Linked DNA regions of Homo sapiens: regions 1 and 3 are each linked to region 2. Evidence: read pairs that join two places in POLR2A ChIA-PET (ENCODE). Cell type or tissue: HepG2. All regions are shown on one strand.

What was found. Peaks named below come from ENCODE experiments on the same cell type or tissue, not always from the same donor. Only the 100,000 strongest peaks of a DNase experiment are listed, where the experiment ranks them.
Region 1: POLR2A ChIA-PET joins it to region 2 with 10 read pairs; 4 of 35 experiments call an interaction of 5 or more read pairs at or near these places.
Region 3: POLR2A ChIA-PET joins it to region 2 with 13 read pairs; 8 of 35 experiments call an interaction of 5 or more read pairs at or near these places.

The regions. Positions count from the first base shown.
Region 1 is chr5:177,364,977-177,369,976 of GRCh38, reverse strand. It overlaps RGS14 (regulator of G protein signaling 14), which reads right to left. Exons shown (of 15, transcript NM_006480.5): 2 at 3,993-4,014; 3 at 3,622-3,800; 4 at 3,177-3,269; 5 at 2,943-3,086; 6 at 2,420-2,563; 7 at 2,152-2,263; 8 at 1,711-1,820; 9 at 1,057-1,260. Among named protein-coding and RNA genes, the nearest start is that of RGS14, 9.6 kb to the right of the region's middle. RefSeq lists enhancers at 176-245, 1-645, 1,745-2,383, 2,384-3,023, 4,997-5,000. In HepG2, a CTCF peak has its summit at 704; a DNase peak (open chromatin) is centred at 2,786; H3K4me3 peaks cover 1,024 bases.
Region 2 is chr5:177,084,673-177,089,672 of GRCh38, reverse strand. It overlaps FGFR4 (fibroblast growth factor receptor 4), which reads right to left and starts at 2,758. Exons shown (of 18, transcript NM_213647.3): 1 at 2,596-2,758; 2 at 1-123. The coding sequence starts at 70. RefSeq lists an enhancer at 2,242-2,692, silencers at 2,388-2,847, 3,098-3,147 and a promoter at 2,658-2,877. In HepG2, a CTCF peak has its summit at 2,550 (motif pointing left); DNase peaks (open chromatin) are centred at 1,843, 2,392 and 2,962; H3K4me3 peaks cover 2,473 bases.
Region 3 is chr5:177,003,795-177,008,794 of GRCh38, reverse strand. UIMC1 (ubiquitin interaction motif containing 1) reads left to right here and starts at 2,016. Exons shown (of 15, transcript NM_001199298.2): 1 at 2,016-2,145. RefSeq lists silencers at 1,891-1,990, 2,001-2,390, 2,761-2,810. In HepG2, a CTCF peak has its summit at 2,866; DNase peaks (open chromatin) are centred at 2,064 and 2,884; H3K4me3 peaks cover 2,606 bases.

The DNA of each region.
Region 1 (5,000 bases), 280 kb before region 2:
TGACCACCTTCAGAGGCCCCACTGCCTGCTCCAGCCTGATGTGGGGGTTGGGGGCAGCATCTCCCAGGCAGTAGGCTTATGCTGTGCTGCAGGAGCAGGTGGAGTGTGGGTGAGGAAGTTATATTTAGCATGTATGAAAGCCCATCTGGGCTGCTGGCAGCCGCCCTAGCGGCCTGAGAAGAGTGGGCAAAATGCCTCCCACTACTGCCCTCGCACCCCTGCACTCCAGGCCCCTGAACATGCCCCGCAAGTACCCACCTGCAGGCCTTTGCCTAAGCTGTTCCCTCTGCCTGGAATATCCTCCCCCACAGCTCTGCCCATCCACATCTACTGCTGCTTCTTCCATGAAGCCTTCCGGACACCAGCCAGAAATGCCTACCCTCTCCCAAGAGACCTTCTCTGGAGTTTTCACTCTTCCTCCTCCCTGATCACTCCCTGCTTGGCTTACTTTCAGCCTGTGGGCCAGGAGGACAGCCCCAGATCTAGGTTCCTCTCCCCCACACACCTGGCAAGGCCTTAGGACTTGTCTACTAGGTAAATGAAATCCCGATGGCCCCCTGGAAGGTAGCATTCTTCCTTGAGATTCCCCTGACTGAATGGTTTCCTTTAAAGCCAGTTTTCCCCTAGGTCTTCTTTAAAGTTTAAGCTAGTTTGCACCTAAAGGAAAAAGTTCATTGGTTAGGTGCACTTGGGTGCCCCTAGAGGCTAAGGAGGTGAGGGCACCCCACGGATGGCCATTTCCAGGATGGGTCTGTGGGGATGGGAGTCTGGACTCTGGGAATGATGAGGGGCAAACCCCAGCTCCAACAGTGGTTCTCTCCAGTTTTACCTCCCTAAGGTCACCACAATAGGATGATGGATGAAGGTGGAAACCTGGAAGGACATGAGGTGGGGGGTGGGTGGATGTCTGAGTGAGTGAAAGTTGGTGCTGAGGGTGCTTTGGAGTTGGGTTTAGAACTTGAATTGGGGTTGGAGCCATGACTGAGCAGAGACAGAAATGGAGTTGGGGTCAGGATCAGGAAGGAGGTTAGAGTTGGAGCCAGGTCACGTTCCCACCTGTTCATTGCCCACCAGGTAGACCTTGATGTCAGGTAGAGAGAGGCCTCGTTTCTCACAGATCCCTGCCAGCATGTCTCGGATGGTGAGGCCAGGTCTGGCCAGGGCCAAGGAGGCTGTGCCATCGGGCAGGTACACACAGCAGTACTTCCCTGGCCGGCTTTCACTTTCACCCTCCGTGCTCCCAAGGCTCTTCCGGTGGCTCTGATTCATGGCAGGAGTGGGGGAGATTATGTGTACACATGCAAGGGCATGCACACAGGTACACAGAGATAGGTAAGCTTGCTGGGGCTCAAGCATGCACACGCACTCCCAAGGCAGGCAAAGATACGTCCTCCTGCAGGAACACATGTATGCACACCCAGGCATATGGGCACCTAGAGACGGGTCCACCCGCTGATTCCCACACACGTGCTGTGTATACACACCTGGGTGCTGCACATGTGCACACATTTGCCAACTGAGGATGTGTACCCATGACATATATGGGGACCAATGTAGTGAGACAAGTAAGGAGGCTGAAGGGTTGGCTACGCAGAGCAAGCTGGGAGACGCAGTAAGGACAGCAACTTGGAATGAGGGCCACCACGTAAATGGGCCTGAGTAGTGACTCTAGCCCATAGAGCATCTTGTCTTCCCCAACAGTCGGCTCACCTCAGATTTGCTGCTGACGAAGGCTAGGAAGCCAAGGTCCAGGCTGGCGGAGGAGTTGAGGGAGCCCTGAGACTCTCGGCGCAAGGCGGCGTTTGCAGTCCCGCCCAGCTCTAGTGAAGAGGGAGCGATGAACGCGAACAGCCCCCCGCCCTCACCCATCCTCTGCGGAAGCCTGTTCCCCACTGGTGGGCCTTGTTTGGAGCCATCCTGCAGGGGCCCAGGTGTAAATCCCTGGGAGCGACACCACCGTTGGAGATTTCCAAACGTCTGAGGTCTAGCCCAAGACCCGAACCACCCAGGGGAGTGTGGTGGTCACTGGGACCTGGGTTTCAATTTTCACAGACTTACAGACTGTGGGCCACGTAGGAGGAAGGGGGCACTCCCCAAATTTAACCAAACTCCCGCCTTCCCCACATCTCTGTTGCTCGCTCCTGCCCTCACCCCGGCGGAAGGACTTGCGGAGAGGGCGGCCCCCAGGACCCTCAACGGGTGGCAGCTGCCCCAACTCCTCCACACCCAGCGGCAGCGACTTCCCGGGCTTCAGCTTCGGCTTCTGTGGGTACAGGGGAGGCGCTGGCACCGGGCTGGGCCCCAGCCCGCATGCAGACCGTGGGCACAGACTCGCAGATCTGCACCCGGAGGCGTCCCCTCTTGCACGCGGTCCGCAGGACCCCCTGCCTCGCCCAGTCCCTCGCCCAGTCCCACGCACCTTCCTCGTGGCGTCAGGGCTGCCGAGGCGCGAGGAGCCAGGTTCCCGCAGAGGGCGTCCCTCGGCTTCGGCTAGCAGGCACTCGCGGTACAGCGGGGACTTGACGAAGCGCGCATAGCTGTCGAACTTCATCAAGTTGAAGATCTGCGGGGCGACCCCGGAACAGGTGAGCCGGGGCTGGGGTGGGGGCGCTGGGCTGCCTGCACCCAGGCCGGGTCCTTGGGGCTGGCCCCGCCCCAAACCTAGGGCTGGATTTCCCAAGCCCCGCCCCGACCTCAGTTCCTATACCCACCCCCGGGGTCCAAGCCCGCCCCGAGCTCAGCTAGGCTCCGCCTCTAACTGTCCTTCCCCGTGCCTCTGATACCGCCCTCTGAGCTCCGCCCTGCCTGCCCCGGCATTTGGCTCTGTCTCCGCCTCCAAATTTGCCCCCTCCGCTTTGTAGTTCAGACTCCCCGCCAGGGTCCGACCCCGCCCCTGCTCCTTTTGTCTCCCTTTCAAGGCCAATCCCCCCAGGATCGCCCACCTGAAGCTGCTGTGCCCGAAACATGTCCGGCCGGGGCTCGGCCAGCACCTCCTCGCCAAGCCAGGCCTGACGGTCGATGTTCACTGGGCTCAGCGCCTGGCTGGACAGGAACTCCTGGTAGATGTTGCGGGCCTCCTGAGCTAGCTGAAGGAGGAGGGACAGGAGGAGTTGGTCAGGGAGCGTGGCCCAGTTCCCCTCTCCCCAGCCCTCGGCCCCAGCTCCCCCTTCCCCCACCTGCTGGGTATCGCTGGCCGGGATCTGCTGGAAGCGCTCGCAGGCCTTCCAGAAAGTCACGTTTTCCGCGCTGAACTCCTTCTTCAGGAACTCCTGGGAGGGGAAGGAGGGGGAGGCAGGCAGAGACTCAGAGACACAGAGACCAAACTGGGGGATGTGATCAAAAAGATTGGGACAGAGACAGGGCCAAGAGACCAAGCCAGACAGACAGGGCCAGACAGACAGACGGAGCCAGACCGATCTGAAGACAGGGAGAGAAAATGAGAGGCAGAGACAAGGACAGGGAGAAGGAAGAAAAGTTCCCAGCTGGGAGAAGAGGAAGAGGGTGCTGCAGGAAGGCTAGATGAGGAAGCTGACAGAGGACCCCACTCTGGCCAGCCTGAAGCTCCATCCACGCCCTGCCCTCTCCCGTGTCCCCCCTTCCCTTTCCCTACCCCAGGCTTACAGTGAAGTAAGCCAGGCCCAGCGGGTCCTGCAACAGCCGCTCGAAGGACAGGGCCCAGCTGGCCACAGGCTGCTCCTCGGTTGGGAAGGGGCTGCTGGGACCACTGGGGAGGCTGTGGATGCTGAGAGAGCTGCCGCGGCCCTCGCCCTGGCCCTGGGGCCCCGTCGTGCTGCTCAGCTCTGCAGGGGGATGGACAAGTTGGGGTGAGCCTTGCTGCCTTCCCCAGCCCCTGGCACAACCCACCCTCCCCCATGCATCCACTCTGCAGCCATGTTCCCTGGAAAGATAGCAGGTGGCAGGGGTGTCCCCACCCATCTCCACCTCCCTCCTCCCTCCCACTCAGCCAGTTCTCCACACATTCTGTCACTTACCTCCATCTGACACAGCCAGAACCTATAAGAGACCCAACAGAGAAAGTCAGAAGAGCCCAGTGAGGATTCCCAGGGGACAGTTCTGGGCCCGACTCCCAGGAGCTGGAACTGCGTTCTCCTCCACCTGGGCATCCCCGGCCAGGTTCTACTTGGTCAGGGTTTTCCTCAGTCTGCCCCTGGCTCCCCTTCCATCCTGTGCCAACCACTAAGTACTGGGACTTATGGCAGGTACCTTCCAGCAGCCCCTGGTTCCCTCCTCCCCCAGCCCCTGCTGGGTGAGCCAGGTGTGCATAGCATGGTGGGTAGGAACAGACTTTAGTCTCTGCCACTTACTAGCTGTGTAACTTTGGGCAAGTTAGTTAACTTGTTTGCCTCCATCTGTAATCTGTAAATAGGAGATAATGCCTATTTACAAATGGAGGCAAACCATTTGCTTCCATCTTGATGTAAAGATCAAGTCAGTTTAATATATTCACAGCATTGGCTGGACACGGTGGCTCACGCCTGTAATCCCAGCACTTTGGGAGGCCGAGATGGGTGGATCACCTGAGGTCAGGAGTTCGAGACCAGCCTGGCCAACATGGTGAAACCCAGTCTCTACTAAAAATACAAAAAAAAAAAAAAATTAGCTGGATGTGGTTGTGGATGCCTGTAATCCCAGCTACTCGGGAGGCTGAGGCAGGAGAATCGCTTGAACCCAGGAGGCAGAGGTTGCAGTGAGCTGAGATTGTGGCATTGCCCTCCAGCCCGGGTGACAAGAGCAAAGCTCCGTCTCAATAAAAGAAAATCAAATAAAAATATATCCACAGCATCTAGAACATGGGCCAGCATGTGATATGGGCTGTATAAACATGTGCTGTCTTTGAGGAAGGAGAGGTGTCTCTGCAGCCAGTGATCTTACTATCGCACGTGTTGCCTATTGGGCCCAGGGTCCCATTACCACCGTGGGAGGGCACAAGATGCTGGTCTATAGTACAGAGCAGTGGTTCTCAAACTTCAGTGCAGAGT
Region 2 (5,000 bases):
CCTCCAGGGACAAGACTGGAGGCCCAGGCACACTCAGCAGGACCCCCAACAGGGCCAGCAGCAGCCGCATCTCCTTCTCACAGCTCTCAGGGACCCAAGCTGGACTTCCCACCAACTGCCTTCCTAAAATAGGGAGGGAAAAGAGCTCCTGCTACACGTGCACCTTTGTGGGGGCTTTTCCCTTATTTTGCAGATAAGGAAACTGAGACAGGAAGTGGCCAGCAGATGTGTCCAAGTCCCTGGCCAGGCTGTGGCAGTGCAGACTGGAACCAGCTCTGTAGTAGCCAGAGCCTAAGGCCTCCCCACGGTAGGTTGTGCAAGGGGTCTGGGCTGGGCTTCCTGCTCTCCCTGAGTCCTGCTGGGACCCTGGCACACGTTCACAGAAAGCAGTTTTGGGATTCTTTTTTGGAGGGAAGCAGAGAACGGAGACATATCTTCTGCATGCTCTCGGCACACATAATTTCTTTTTTGCTAAATAAATGAATTGATTGCAGAAGAGCCAAAAAAGAAAGTGAAAAATGACACAAGGTCAAACTTCAGCATCTGGATGGCATCTGATCCGATCCCCACTCCTTACAGCATTACTGACATTTCCAGGGCTGGGTGGTCACAACTGACAAGGCGGCCCCTTCCGTGGCAAGCAGGACCGCGACCCTGGATACCTCTGCTTGTTATGCACCAACTCCATCTGAGGCACACACGGTTTTGTAAAGAATACAGACCCTAATTTTCCATCTGCCAGAGCCAAGTTCAAATCCTGACTCTCACCAACTTGTAATTCCTTGTCTCTGTCTCTCTCTGGCTTACTATCCTCATAGGACTGTTTTGAGGATAAAAGAGAGAACGTGCGTCGGCACGCAGAGTGTTGGAATGTTCTCCTCCCTGTGCCCGGCCCTAGAACGGTTAACCTGTTGCCCTGGGTCTGCCCTTAGCCAGTCACCTCTGGTTCGGATGCTGTTACTGTCAGGCTGTGATGTACACACACCCCAGCTGGCTATCCTCTTCCAAATGCTACCAAGGACGCCTCTGTTCCCCAAAATAGAACACTCAGAACTGAGTCTCAGCTGGGACAAAGGAATCGGTGACCACTGCAGTCCTAGGGGCCTATGGGTGGCACTGGTGTCTCTGGATCTACCCTGCGTGGGAAGCCTATCACACCTCCTCCTCCTTGGTCACTGCCACTCCACTTCCAGTCCATCTGGCTTCCCCTGCCCCTTCTCAAGGCAGGTCATGGCCATCTCTTGCATGGGCCTCTGGAAACATCCTCTCCCTCGGCTCTTCAACCTTCATCTTCCAGCAGAGTTTTAAAAAACTACAAGTCGGCTGGGCGCGATGGTTCACACCTGTAATCCCAGCACTTTGGGAGGCCGAGGTGGGCGGATCACGAGGTCAGGAGATCGAGAACATCCTGGCTAACACGGTGAAACCCCGTCTCTACTAAAAATACAAAAAATTAGCCGGGCGCGGTGGCGGGCGCCTGTAGTCCCAGCTACTCGGGAGGCTGAGGCAGGAGAATGGCGCGAACCCGGGAGGCGGAGCTTGCAGTGAGCCGAGATCGCGCCACTGCACTCCAGCCTGGGCGACAGAGTGAGACTCCGTCTCAAAAAAAACAAAATAAAAAAATAAAATAAAATAAAAAAACAAACAAAAAAACCTGCAAGTCTGCCATGTCATGCCCCCCAGCTTGCAAGCCCTTAATGGCTACCTGTGCCCAGCAGGATCCAGCTCAACATCCTAGGGCTCCCTCTCTGCCGCTGCCTATCTCTTTGGTCACACCGTCTGCCCCTTCAGGAGCGCTGAAGCCATTGGCTTTCAAAACTGGGCACATGTGCTCTCTTGCCCATCCCTCTGTGCCCCTCATTGCTCTTCTCTACCTGACTCAGATACTGCTGTCTCTGGCCCACCTCAACTCTCGAATCCAGTCGGATCCTCCTTGGTAAAACTCCCTACCAAGCTCGGCTTGGCAGGGAGGGCAGCTCTTTGGGTACACAGCTTGGGCTGGGAGTGGGTGGGGAGGCCCGGGGAGTTTATTCCTACCCCAGGCTGCCCTGATATCAGAGTCCTTAGTCGAGTCACCCATGGCTGCTGACCGCTGACCGACCACCCCCCACGTGGGAATGGAGGGCCTGCCTTAGGCATCAGACAGTCCTGGGTTCTCCTTCAGCCTCCCGCACTCGCGCTGGAGGCCCCCGGGCACTAAGTGACTGAACTTTTCGGGGCCTCAGGTCCCTCATCTCTGCCGCCGGCGCGAAGACAGCCGCAGGGACAAGCGCGCTTGTCCTCCCCCACCCTTGCCGGGCCAGCCTGGGGGGAGGTGCGAATCAATGGGTCCCGAGGGTAGCTGCACAGGGCCAGCCTGCCCCCGCCTCGGTGGGCAATGAGTAACCAGCTCCGCGGCCGGGGTGCTCTTTGGACGGAGCGGGACAAAAGGCCCTGTGTGCACTGCGGGTTACTGATTTACCGCCCCCTCCACCCCCTGCCGCCCGGCGGACGCCCAGGTCCCCTGCGCCGGGAGGGGCAGTCCCCGTAGCCCCGCCGCCTCTCGCCCCCTGGCGGCTGGGAGCGCAGCCCGGGCCCACAAGGGTTCCGGCTCACCTCGAGCCTGCGTGACTCCGCGCCCAGCACAGGGTCCTGCTCACCTGGCTCCTCCTCACCTGGCTCCTCCGCCGCCTCACTCCCAGCTCCAGCCGGCCGCGACCCCTGCACGCGGCAGGGTCCGCAGACAGCCCGAGCGCTCCTCGGCCGGGAGCGAGGAATGTACCCGCGACGGCGGCGTGGCCGCGAGCGGCCCACCTCCTGTCCCACCCCGCCCCTCGGGCCCGCCCCCTCCTGCTCGGGCCCGCCCCTCCTTCCACGCCCCCCCCCCCCCCACCCGGGCCCGCCCACCTCCTGCCACACCCCCTCGGGCCCGCCCCGCCTAGACCAGCTCGAGCCGGAGAGAGGTGTGGCCAGGGGTGGCCAAGATCCCCGCCCACCTGGAGAGCCCCGCCCCCGACCCAGTCAGCCCACTCCCGGGACCCCGCCCCAGCCTATACACACACCCCTACACGCAACCCCCCTATACACACCCCATTCAGGCTCCGCCTCTTTCGCCCCACCCAGGCCCCAGGCCAGGCTCCTAAATTCTAGTCTACTACCCAGCTCTACTCCTTGCTTTTCACCCTTCAGGGAATGCCTGGCTCCCCTGTCTTCTGCGCAGTGCCGTGCAGCGGATAGGAGAACCCCTTCCTTCTGCTCCCTCATTTGTTCCCTGCGCAACCTGCGGAGTGATACTTACAACACAAATCTGACTGTGTCAGCCACTCCCTTAAATTTTCCTATAGATTCCCATAGCTCTTTATACATAGATTGCCATGACCCACGCCTCCTGGCTCCCACCCTGCTACTCCTGGGCAGTTTCACGTACCATTCTCTCTTCCTGGAATGGCCCTTGGTCTGGTTAATTTCATATTATTCTCAGCTCACTTCCTTCAGGAAGCCCTCTGGACTTGCAAGCTCCTCTTAGATGACGTCTCTACTGTGAGGATGGAGAAAGAAACAGGGTGAAGTGGTTCAGAGCACAGACTACAGGGCTGGACGTCATAGGCCCAGCTCTCAGCACCATCACACAAGGCCTCAGTCTTCACTGTCCTTTCAGTAAAACAGGCAAATGATAGTCTCACCCACAAGAGGTTGTTGCAAAAAGTAGACATGTTAGCAGTATGTGTAAGCCTGGCATGCAGCGCTTGCTTTGTAATACTAGCTGTAATTATTTAGGACCTGTTATTTCTTCAGCACGCTTGCCAGAATTGTAACTGAACAGTTAATTATGTAAATAGCTGTGGAATGGCCGGGCACAATGACGGGTGCCTGTAGTTCTAGTTACTAGGAGACTGAGGTAGGAGGACAGCTTGAATTCAGGAGTGTGAGGCCAGCCCTGGCAACATAGTTGCCCTGTCTCTATTTTTCAGTAGAGGAACTGTGTCCTCAGACCTCACCATTAGAGTTCAAGTGTCTGGCATACAGTAGGTGCTCCCAGATAGCTCCGTGCCCACCTGGCTCATGTTTGCCTCACCTGTAAGCACTTCTCTCCTGAGCATCTAGACTGTGGCCAAACCAGGAGGCCAGGCAGCCTCTGATCTCTGCCCATCCCTCACCTGAATCTCAAGCCTTCTCCTTCTCTTAAGGCACCTTGAGAGGAAGGGAAATGGGCTGGGTGCACCTGTGGTCCCAGCTACTTGGGAGGCTGAGGCCAGAGGATTGCTTGAGCCCAGGAAGTCGAGGCAGCAGTGAGCCGTGATCGCTCCACTGCACTGTAGCCTGGGCAACAGGCTATGGAGCGAGACCCTGTCTGAGGCTCAGGTCCTGGTTGTCCCCTCTAGCTAGTGTAGACCCTGTCTTAAGAAGCAACTTCCTTTCTCATTGTTACGCAGGCAAGTCTAGTTCTTTCCACCCTCACTCCCAAAGGGATAGTGGCATATCTTTGCATAACTGTAAGGCCCATTAAAGAGACTTAAAATTGTTTTTTTCTTTTTCTTCTTAAGCGAAAGAATGGTCTCCTCCCAAAGATAAATCAGAAAATAATTGAGGCCAGGCATGGTGGCTCATGCCTATAATCCCAGCACTGTGGGAGGCTGAATCGGGAGGATCGCTTGAACTCAGGAGTTCGAGGCCAGCCTGGGCAACATAGTGAGATCTCGTCTCTATTAAAAATATATATTAGGCTGGGCACGGTGGCTCACGCCTGTAATCTCAGCACTTTGGGAGGCTTAGGTGGGTGGATCACGAGGTCAGGAGTTCAAGACCAACCTGGCAAGATGGTGAAACCCCAGCTCTACTAAAAATACAAAAAAATTAGCCAGGCATGGTGGCATGTGCCTGTAATCTCAGCTACTAGGGAGGCTGAGGCAGAGAATTGCTTGAACCCGGGAGGTGGAGGTTGCAGTGAGCCGAGATCGTGCCATTGCACTCCAGACTGGGTGACAGAGTGAGACTTTGTCTCCAAAAAAAAAAAAAAATAT
Region 3 (5,000 bases), 81 kb after region 2:
GGAAATGACATGCCATCATTTCTGCCTTATTCTATTGTTTAGAAGTGAGTTATTAAGCATAGCCCACACACAAGAAGAGAGATTACACAAGAGTGTGGTTGCCAGCCTGTGGGATCTAGGGCCATCTTACAGGCTGCCTGCCATAGGCTGTCTGTCCTCAGGTTTGCAGAATGGCTGCCACCACCAATGCATCAATAGTCTTCCCTGAAGTAAGATGCCCTAAAAGGATCTTTTTGGCCCTGCACTGAAACCTTTTCTGATCTCCCCACTCCTCAATTCAATTCAATCAACATTTTTTGAGTGTTTGCTTTAGGACAGGCCCATTGCTACTTGTGAGGATTACATGGATCATGTCTTCATAGAGCTCACAAGTCTTATAGAAGAGATATAGACTCATAGAGCAAAGAATTGTAGTATACTGTGGGAGATCGAATGTCCCAGCAGCTGAGGAAGGATGCAGGAGAAATGAACTGAGGTTCAAGGAAGCAGTGGAAGAAATGGTTCAGGTGGGTTTTGGAGGATCAGTTGGAGGTAGGTGGCATGGGGGAGATAGGGCAAAGGCATTCCAGAATGTAAATGTTACAGAAAAGTATTAAGAATAATGTGCCTGTAGTTCCACGTTCGATTACCCTACTGTTAACATTTTCTTACGTTTATTTTTAGGTCTCTCTCTCTCTTTTTTTTTTTTTTGAGACAGAGTCTCACTCTGTCACCCAGGCTGGAGTGCAGTGGTGTGATCTCGGCTCACTGCAACCTCTGCCTCCCAGGTTCAAGCGATTTTCCTGCCTCAGCCTCCCGAATAGCTGGGATTACTGGCATGTACCACCACGCCAAGCTAATTTTTGTATTTTTAGTGGAGATGGGGTTTCACCATGTTGGTCAGGCTAGTCTCTAACTCCTGACCTCAAGTGATCTGCCTACCTTGGCCCCCCAAAGTGCTGGGATTACAGGCGTGATCCACCACGCCTGGCCAGGTCTTTCTTTTTAATAGAAATCATGACAGATCTATCTGAAGTCCTGTTTGCTTCTCCCCACATTTTCCGCTACTCCTTCTTTCACCCCTTTACCATTACCATGGTATCCATCTAGTTCATCTTATATACTTTTACACACATAGATTTTCTGTAAACAGTATATACTGTTCTAATTTACCTATTTTTAAATTTATATAAATCATTTCACAGTGTACATATTTGTTGGCATGTCGCTATTTCAATAACTTAAGTAGTTGTGACCTAGCAAATGTTGACACATATAGGATTCCTTTGTTTTATTTGTTGTAGTATATCACTGTAGGGACATTTGGTGTTTTATTTATGCGAGACTTATTGGACATTTCTGCTGTTCACATTTTCCGCCAGGAAGCTGGCCTCCTTGAACATGTCTTGTGCACACCTGTAGGAGTGTCTGTATTTTTCTTTTCTTTCTTTCCCTTTTTTTTTTTTTTTTTTTTTGAGACGGAGTCTCGCTCTGTTGCCCAGGCTGGAGTGCAGTGGCAGTGACCTGGGCTCACTGCATCCTCCGCCTCCCGGATTCAAGCGATTCTCCTGCCTCAGGCTCCTGAGTAGCTGTTATTACACGCACGCGCCACCACGCCTGGCTAATTTTTGTATTTTAGTACAGAAGGGGTTTCTCTATGTTGACCAGGCTGGTCTCGAACTCCCGACCTCAGGTAATCCGCCCGCCTCTGCCTCCCAAAGCGCTGGGATTACAGGCGTGAGCCATCGCACCCGGCATTTCCGTATTTTTCTAGACGTGAAATTGCTGGGTCATAAAATGGACATTTTAAATTTCATCACACGGAATTGTCCTCAAAAGTGGCCGTTCTATACATTTTGCCCCACAGCTATCTCTGAGTCTGTTGTTACTCCTTGCTTTCCCCCAAAGCGCAAGCAACTGAGACCGCGCAAGGTGCGAGCCGGCTCACGGGCGGTCAGCGCCTCCCGCGCAGTTGGTACGTCCCGGATGGCTCCCCCGCGGCGGGGGTTGGTTAAGTCTCCGCGCGCTGCGCCTGCGCCCGCCCCGAGAGCGTGTCTCTGGCATCGGACGCGCGCGCCCCTCCCCCTCCCCCCGCGCTCCCAACGTGTGGCGGCTCGCGACCCCCGGCAACCCGGAGAAGGTCTACAGAGCGGCCTGCGCCAGCGAGTGAGTACCCGCCGCCTGCGCACAGCTCCGCCCACCCCTCCCTGCCTCCTTTTCTTCCTCAGCGGGTCCGCGGCCCGCTACTCTCCGGGAGGGGCGCTTCCCGACGCCAAGGTAGGCCTCTCCCGACGCCGGGGCGGCCCTTCCTGATGCCGGGGTGTGTCTCTCGCGACGCGGGGGTGGGCTCCGGACGCCGGGGCTGGCCTTGCCGAAGTCGGGGGTGGGTCCCTCCGGACGCCGAAGTGGGCTCGGGATGCGGGGCTGGGACCCTCCCGATTCCGGGGCGGATTCCGGACGCCGGGACCGGCCATTACTGGTGCCGGGTTGGGCTTCTCCAGATGCCGGGGCTGGGTCCTTCCCAAGGTTGAGGTGGGTTCGGGACGCGGGTTGGGTCTCCCCTGACGCCACGCAGGGCCCCTCGGAACGCCAGGTTGGGCTTTGCACCTTCGGTTGCCGGGCGGGTCCCTTTCACACCTGGGGGGCGGCCTGCATCCTCCCGGGCGTCGGGCGAGCGCCGAGCTCCCTCAGCCGTGGTCCGCGCCGCCTCACGCCTCGGGGCGCCAGGCCCGCGCTCCTTCCCGTGCCGGGTTGCTGTTTTGTTGTGTGATCCTCGTTTTCTCTAATTATTTGCCCCGAAAATAACCCCCAGCGCACTCCTTGGAGATCCCTATCGTCCTAGACGATTTCGCCCCCGCAGGGCCGGCGCGTTTCCAGGTGCTTAGGCAGCGCCGCAGGCTTCTCGAGCGCCACAGCCGGCGGGCTGGTGCCCTGCCGCTCAGTTAACGGGGCGCGAGTCCCGGGCAGTAGTGGAGCTGGATTTGAATCCCAGCAGCTGGACTCCAGTGTTCTTTCATTTAATCACTACATCGCACCGAGATATAGAAATGACACCCGGAAAAAGTGAAAAGTTTATGCTTCTGTCTTTATTGTTTTCCTGTCAAGGGAGGCAGTGCCTTGTAGTCGAATGAAAGTGTGTTTTTGGAATCAGATACATTCAGCTTCAACTCTCAGCCCTTTACCAGCTTATCCGCTGTTTGCGTTAAGTTTCCTCATGTGGAACATCGTGATATGAATACCTACGACGCAGAGTTGTTGTGATACTAGATACTAAAGTGTTTGGATTGTATTGTTACACACTTGTCCTAAACTGAGGCTGAATATAAACTGAAAAAATGGAAAATGAAGTATCAGGGATGTATGCGTGTGTAGGTATGCATTTACCTTTTTACAAAAATTACGGAAATAAGTTCATTGTATTTAGTTATTAGAGCGCTTGGTCGACGGGCCTGGTGGCTCACTCCTATACTCCCAGCACTTTGAGAGGCCGAGGCAGAAAAATCACTTGAGTCCAGGAGTATCAAGACCCGCCTGGGCAACATAGGAGACCCTGTCTCTACAAAAAATAAAAAAAATTATTAGAGTGTGGTGGCGCCTGCCTATAGTCTCAGCTACTCAGGTGGCTGAGGCAGGAGGATCCCGTGAGCCCAGGAAGTGGAGGCTGCAGGTGAGCTATGATCGTGCCACTGCCCTTCAGCATGGGCAAGAGAGTGAGACCCTGTCTCTTAAAACCCTCAAAATTAAAAAAAAAAAATTAGCTGGGCGTGGTGGCGCGTGCCTGTGGTTCCCAGCTTCTCGGGAAACTGAGGTAGGAGGATTGCTTGACCTTTGGACCAGGTCGAGGCTGATTGCCCTACTGCACTCCAGCCTGGGTGACAGAGCAAGACCTTGTCTCCAAATAAAGAAAGTGCTAGGTACCTATTTAGGGGTAAAAGTCAATCATTTATAAAGGATTGTTCTTAAGGTCCCTGTGCCCCCAAGCTTTCAAAGCAATTTTGACAAGTTTGGTACCCAGACTGTCAAGATTTTAAATTACCTTGTCAGTGATTTTTCTTCAGATAGATCAAGACGATGGATGTGCTGAAATAAAATGGCAAATAATATCTGAAATTGAGGATTTTCAAGGACACTGCCCAAAATGTTACCTGTGAAATAAATAAGTCTCATTACTGGGGCACCTGTCCTGCTTCTGCATCTTTCTGGAGACATTTTGTTCCTTAATTGTCATTAAGAAGCTGCTGTTGGCATCCAGACTTGATTCCTCCTTCATTGGCAGTTAGTGGTAATTCATTTTAGCTTTAGTTCAATAAGTGAAGATAGACCATTATTTTAGTGAGTTCTTCATCTTTGAAGGGTAGTAACTTAAAAAAAAATAGTAGTTGAACTGTATACAGGCTTGCTTGTTTAAATGAACTGATCAGGGACCTTTCTTATTTACGTTTTTAGAATTACTGTGGAAAACAGTAATTTAATGTGGCTAAATCTCATGAAGCACTGGAAATTTTGGAATTTGTATCTGTGGGGAGCCTGTACTTAATGCTTCTTATTGATCCATCATCTGCTGTGATTCTTTGAAAACCCACCTTGAGCCTGCAGTGGTTCTATGCTGGGTTTTTATTTATTTACATGCCTTTTAGAAATTAGACATATTTTGTGGTATAGCTTTGTTTGCTATCAAATTTGAGCATATTGGTTTAAGTATATGGTACATGTAATCCCAGCACTTTGGGAGGCTGAGGTGGGCAATTGCTTGCACCCAGGAGCTCAAGACCAGCTTGGATAACGTGGTGAAACCCAGTCTCTACAAAAAATACAAAAAATTAGCTGGGCTTGTTGGCACATGTCTGTAGTCCCAGCTGCCCAGGAGGCTCTGGTGGGAGAATTGCCTGATCCTGGGAAGTCGAGGCTGCAGTGAGCTATTATCATGCCACTGCACTCCATCACAGAGTGAGGCCTTGTCTCAGTAACAATACACGTGCACACACGGTACAGGAAACATTTAAATAGGATGGAAACTACTC